2 separate regions of the Homo sapiens genome follow, and region 1 is linked to region 2. The links are chromatin loops, found by intact Hi-C in ENCODE. Cell type or tissue: CD4-positive, alpha-beta T cell. All regions are shown on one strand. Links, peaks and the distances in the headings refer to the core of each region. The heading gives the core; the rest is flanking DNA.

Evidence for each region. Hi-C counts contacts between places; a loop is a spot of excess contacts. Peaks named below come from ENCODE experiments on the same cell type or tissue, not always from the same donor. Only the 100,000 strongest peaks of a DNase experiment are listed, where the experiment ranks them.
Region 1: it touches region 2 in a loop (4-fold over the local background); 5 of 110 quality-filtered maps call a loop at or near these places.

Annotation. Positions count from the first base shown.
Region 1 is chr3:52,035,619-52,038,517 of GRCh38, reverse strand. It overlaps LOC105377088 (a long non-coding RNA gene), which reads left to right and starts at 2,640. Exons shown (of 3, transcript XR_940839.3): 1 at 2,640-2,720. In CD4-positive, alpha-beta T cell, for the core only: no CTCF peak of the experiment used is centred there; a DNase peak (open chromatin) is centred at 1,497.
Region 2 is chr3:52,122,038-52,124,936 of GRCh38, reverse strand. It overlaps POC1A (POC1 centriolar protein A), which reads left to right. Exons shown (of 11, transcript NM_015426.5): 9 at 2,460-2,558. Among named protein-coding and RNA genes, the nearest start is that of POC1A, 31 kb to the left of the region's middle. In CD4-positive, alpha-beta T cell, for the core only: CTCF peaks have their summits at 1,418 and 1,617 (motif pointing right); a DNase peak (open chromatin) is centred at 1,626.

The sequences.
Region 1 (2,899 bases), core at 93-2,592, 86 kb after region 2:
CAGGCATGGTCGCTGCCAGGTCGGCAGCACTACACACACATTGCCCATTTGCCCTGCCTCACTTCCTCTGACTAAAGCTAAAGACTCACCCCTTCAGGGGATTCAAGCCCTGGCACTTGCTGGCAAGAAATGCCCAGCCCAGCCTCCCCAGAGCGTGCCTGCCCTGTCACCCTCTCTCTGGGCTCCTTGGCAGAGGCTGCCAGGAGCACATGGTAGGGGTGAGGCTGCTCCCCTGGTTTGAGGGTGCTGGGCTCAGCCTGGGCCAACATCAGGCAGTGGGGGGTAGAAGCAGGTGCTCTCTCGTCCAGACCTGGCCAAGGGCCCCTTCTGTCCCAGCTGCCAGTGTTGCTGACACCCCAGCCTCAGAGTCCTTGGTGCCTAAAGCCTCCTCGAGCCTAGTCAAGCCCAAGACCCAGTGAGAGAGTTAGGTGCCGAGCCCCCAGCAGAAGGGGAAAGCCTCAGCTCTGAGCCCAGTTTTGACCTCCTTCAGTTTCAAGGTAGCCGCTGAACTGTGTCCATCCAAGGAACAGCGAGGTCGAGGCTACCCCAAGATGTCTGGGAGAGAAGTGGGAGTTTGGCCTCATTACACTGGGGGTTGCCCTGTCTGGGATCCCTAGATGATCTGCGGCAGCTGCCGTCAGGGAGTGATGGGAGGAGAGATGGGGCTTCAGGCAACTTTTGGATTCAGGGCAGGGCCGCAGCTCCAACATAGCCAACTCCAGCCTCTGCCCCAGGCTCAGGCCCTAAGGTGGCCAGCACCTGCCTGAGCTGGGCTGTACTAGGCAGAGGTGGTTGCTGGGGCCTGAGGGCGAAGCACAGCTGACCTGAGTGTTCCTAGGCGGGGCCAGGAGGCTGAGGCTCTGGATCCTGACTCCAGCTCTGCTCCCGAAGGGCTGTGGGCCCGCAGCCAGGTCCCTGGCCTTTCTGGGCCTCAGTCTCCCCATCTACACACTGGCTGGACTCCTGTAAAGGGCTATTGGCAGTCCAGATACTGTAAGTTCTTGCATCATACCTGCTAGGCAGAATACACCAGCAGGCCCCCAGCAGTCACCCTGCCTGTCCTGAGGGTTTCTGGGAGGGGATCCTACTCTGTCCCTCAGACTCTGTCCTCTGCTGAAGAGGCACTCTGAGGAAAGTACAATGATGCTCTGATGGCAAGGCTAGCCAGGGCTGTAGCTGGGGCAGGTGTCAGGGCCCTCATAGAGGGAGGCTTCGAAAGGCCAGCCTAGCAGACCTTGTTCCACACTCACACGGCACTGTTTATGCTGAAAGCTTTTTTGCCACTCAGTCAATAAAATACTGGGGCTGCTGAAAGTGCAGCAGCCTGGGATAGTGCCTGGCATAGGCAGAAAGCCCCTTGCAGCCCAGCCCCCTCCTCCCACCTTCCCCCAGCCCAGCAGTCTCCACCCCTGAACCTCCTGAGCACCTCCCTCTGTATAGGTGTCAGTCCACTGGCACCCGGTGTCGGTGAGTGGTCGGTATGTGATCCAGCCCTTCGGTCTCTGGGCCTCAGCTGCCACCTGTAGGCAGTAAGTGCATCCCCTCCCCAAGGGCTGTGGTAAGGATCAGAGACCTCTGATGAACAAAAACTCTGAAAACCACCTGTAATCCCAGCACTTTGGGAGACTGAAGTGGGAAGATTGCTTGAGCTCAGGGGTTTGAGACCAGCCCGGGCATCACAGTGAGACTTCATCTCTACAAAAAAAAAAAATCCAAAAAAAAAAAGTAGCTAGGTGTGGTGGCACTCACCTACAGCCCCAGCTGCTCTAGAGGCTGAGGCGGGAGAATCCTTTGAGCCCGGGAGGTGGAGGCCACAGAATTATGATTGTACCACTGCACTCCAGTCTGGGCAACCAATAGAGCAAGATTCTGTATTAAAAAAAAAAAAAAAGCAAGCTCTGGACACAGCCGAGCCAGGTGGTGAGCATCACATATGGCAGTATCCCAGTGGGGTGAGCTCTGCGGCACAGTTGAGAGTCTGGCTTTCAGTCAGACTGGTTTCCAATCTCACCCTCAGAGGGCATCAGCTGTATGCCCCTGGGCAGGGTACTTCCCTTCTCTGAGCCTCATTTAAATGGGGATCATAAAGGGACCTGTCAATTCAGGTGTGGGGGAACTTGTCTAAACCACCAGGCCCTGGGGGATGAGAGCAGCTGGTATTGGGCTGTGCCTGCTGGGGGATGGGAGCAGTAGCTCTCAGGCACCCCTCAACGCCCCGCAGTCTCTGGGCTGGGGGTGAGTTTTGGTGCCTCACCCTGCTGGGGGAAGAGCCCTGGGGATGCACCGTCAGGGGCTGTCCAAGCAGCCACTGTGGAGTGTGCCCCAGCTGGAGGACAGGGGGGATGGAAATGCTGCCTTGAAGATGGGGGACACCGTCTGGTGACCCTGCGGGTGGCTGGGAGGATCAGGGTGCTAGGCCACTCTGCCCTGGCACTGGGTCTCAGGGAACAGAGGGCAGAGAGACGCAGGGGTCAGGCCCAGAAGGAAGGTGGCCTCAGGTATCTTTCCTCTGGCAGCAGGGCTCCTTGAATGCTGCAGTCTGAGCCTGACCCTGGGCTGGGGGAGTCCCGGGACTCCAGCCAGTGCCCAGTGGGCTCAGCCATGCTTCCCCTGCCAGAAGAACTCTCCCTCCCAGGTACCCCGGCTAGCAGTAACCACTGCTCCAAGGTGAAGACTTGACAGAAGCGCTTCTAACTCCTCCACGAGGTTCCCACTGGACTGTAAGTATAGAGACGGAGGCCCAGAGAAATTCAGTGACTTGGAATGTGAGGGAGGGGAACACAAAGCCCCAGCCCTTGGCTAGACAGAAGGGATGGAATGAGGATGCTTCATCCTGGGGTCAGGCCCAGCCCTAGAGAGGCACAGGGACAAGGCCACCCCAAGGCCCACCTGTCCTGAT
Region 2 (2,899 bases), core at 108-2,607:
TGCCACTCCAGAATGGGCCTCCTGCAGGTGCCGACCTCATGGCTGCATCTCAGAATCCTCACTGCTCAGGCTAGCGCTTAGTGGAAGGAGGCTGGGCTATGGTTGTCGTGAAAAGTTGGTTTTTTAGTTATTTTCCTGATTCCAAATAAATAGATAATGATTATTATTAATATGATCTTACTTTAGGCCTGGGAATATGGCCAATGTGACAAGAGCTTCATACCTCATTTAATTCTCGTGACATCTCCATGTGGGAGATGAGGCCCTCTGATCTCCCCGTGCGGTAGATGAGGAAACTAAGTCCCAGCAGATGCTAGAGCTGGGGCAGGTACTGGGGCCTGTCTCACTTCAGAGTCATTCTCCTGCCCTGGGAGCCTCTGCTCTGTCATCTGCTGCTCTTTGCTCCCAGCCCCCTTGGACACTGTTTGAGGGGTCAGCATTTTCAGTATTTTTGGCTGCAGAGAGAGGACATTGTGAAGAGGTCCTATCCCACCTTGTCACCCTCTGCTCTGAGGCTTCAGCCTGTCAGCCCTGGTGCCTTGTGCCCTGACTGCTAACCACCAATGACCTGTCTCCTGGCAGGCACCCTGCTTCTGGGGCCTAGTCCAGACCCTGGCACTGGGGAGGCCAGGAGCACTGAAGAGTCTAACCATCAGCAGTCTTTCTCCAGTGTCCGCATGGTCCTCTTGTCCAGAGAACCACAGCCCCTGATGAGGAAAGGAGGAAAGGGTGGCTGTTCTGTGCCACTGTTGACCTGATGGATGGCCGAGAATGTTTATTCCACTACTGCCCAGTCTCTTAGTTCTGGCTGCTCAGCCTAGAAAAGTCCTATTGGCCTATACGAGTCCTGGTCTCAGCCAAATCTACCAATTTTGGTTGAGTCTCTTCCAGTAAGGCAGAGGGTAGTTGGAGGCTCTTTGACCACAGCCTGGGTTAGAGACAGCAGGCATCTTCCCACACCAGCACCAGTCCTGCTCTAGCAGACGAGGGAGGAGGAAGGCAAAAGTGACTCCTGAGCCTTCCCTGAGCGTGAAGCCTGGCTTATTGCTTAGAAGACAGGGAAACTGGTAACTTCACACAGTAAATAGAGTCATGGTAGAATCAAATGACATAGTAGGAGAGGCAGCCTGGTGGAAAGTAGGTCCAGCAGCGCTGCCATCAGCTCCCAGGCTTCCTGTTTAATATCTACTCTGAGCTTTTTCAGAGTGACATTGGCATTGTCTATTTGCATTCATGATAGCCACTCTACTGTTAGGAATTTATTCAGCAGTTAGATTTGCAGTGACATGAAGACCCTGTAAACAAGGGTGTGTGTGTGCTAACATTCTGTTTCTAAGGTGATATGTGCACGACCCTAGACGCCATCCATCTGGGAGAGGAAACAGTGGAGCTGCTCAGACAGTGGTGAGGAGCCTCCTGAAGAACGAGGCTCACAGCTGCGTCCTGACAGACAGGGATGGTGTCCAGGGCATATGGAGTGTTCATCTTGTGTGGATACGGTGGTTTTTCTGTGGCCTCAGGTGACCACTGGCCACACACTCCCCAGTTCTCTTGTGACACCCAAGCCAGCCATCCTGGAAGTGGCCCTGGAAGCACACCGTCATGCATGGCCAGCAGCCTCCAGCAGGGAGCGCTCTTGCTCCCCAGCCAGGTGCCTCCCTCAGCTGTGTTCAAGGAACCGAGGGACATGGTCCTGCTGATAGGAGGACACCTGGAATAGGATGTGTTTTTCATGGCTGAGTTAGCCTTGGGATGACGAGTGTGTTGCTGAGTACTTCCTGTGTGCCCGTGTCCACCAGGCTGTCTCCTGTGAGCCTCACAGCAGCCCCATGAGATGGGAACTAGGCTTATCCCAGTCTCGCAGATGCAGGAACTGAGGCACAAGGTTGAGTCCCTTGCCTTAGGCCATTCAGTAAGGAGTGTTCTGGCCTGGAGGCCATGTGTTAACCACTTCTCACAGTGTAACAGGCCAGGCCACCGCCCGCAGGAACTTCTATTTTAGTTCAGAGGCAGATGATAAACAATGAAAAGGGGATTAAATAACTCCCTACTCTGATGCTATGAAGGAAATAAATAGAGGGCTATGATAAACATTCACAGAAGGCCTCTCTGAGAAGGTGGTGCTGTTGAAGCAGACACTTCAGCCTGCGAAGCAGCCAACCCCATGAAGCTCGGGCCTGTGACACCCTAGGGAGGTGAACCAGCAAGTGCGAAGGCCTGGCGGTGCCACGCCGTGGTAGTCCATCCTGGTCACATCCAGGTCCTCTTGAGGCCTGTCCACAAAGCCTGCTCCCCAGGGAGGTGGGGTAGGTCCCGGAATTGAGTTGGGGTGTCAGGTGGGGACCACTATCCCACCATGGCTCAGAACTTTGGGCATGGCCTCTGAGCCCATTTCCTCAGTGAAGGACTGGCAAGGGGATTTTCTTCTCCTGACTTGGTGTGCCTGTTGGTTTTGGCAGGTGATGGTTTGGAAGAGTAACTTTGATATTGTTGATCATGGAGAAGTCACGAAAGTGCCGAGGCCCCCAGCCACACTGGCCAGCTCCATGGGGAATCTGGTAAGTGGCTTGGCAGGCATGTCCTGAGCTCTGTGACTCTGGTGGGCTAGGTCATGGTGAACAGCTCTGGGCTTGGAGACGGTGAGGGAGGAGGTTTAGGCCTGTCTCGGGAAAGGGACCCTAGCAAGATCTTCTCATTTACCAAATACTTTGGAAGTTGTGGTGCTTTGTTTTCCATCTAGAGTGAACGAATAAGACACAAAGAGGCTGTTACAGCAAGCTGCCGGGTGCCCCAGGCCTGTGCCATTTGGTGGGAGCGTGTTGCCATGGCATATGGTGCTGTTTGATTGAGGCCTTAGGAGACAAGGGACCCGTCCCATACTGAACCCTGGGTCACAGGA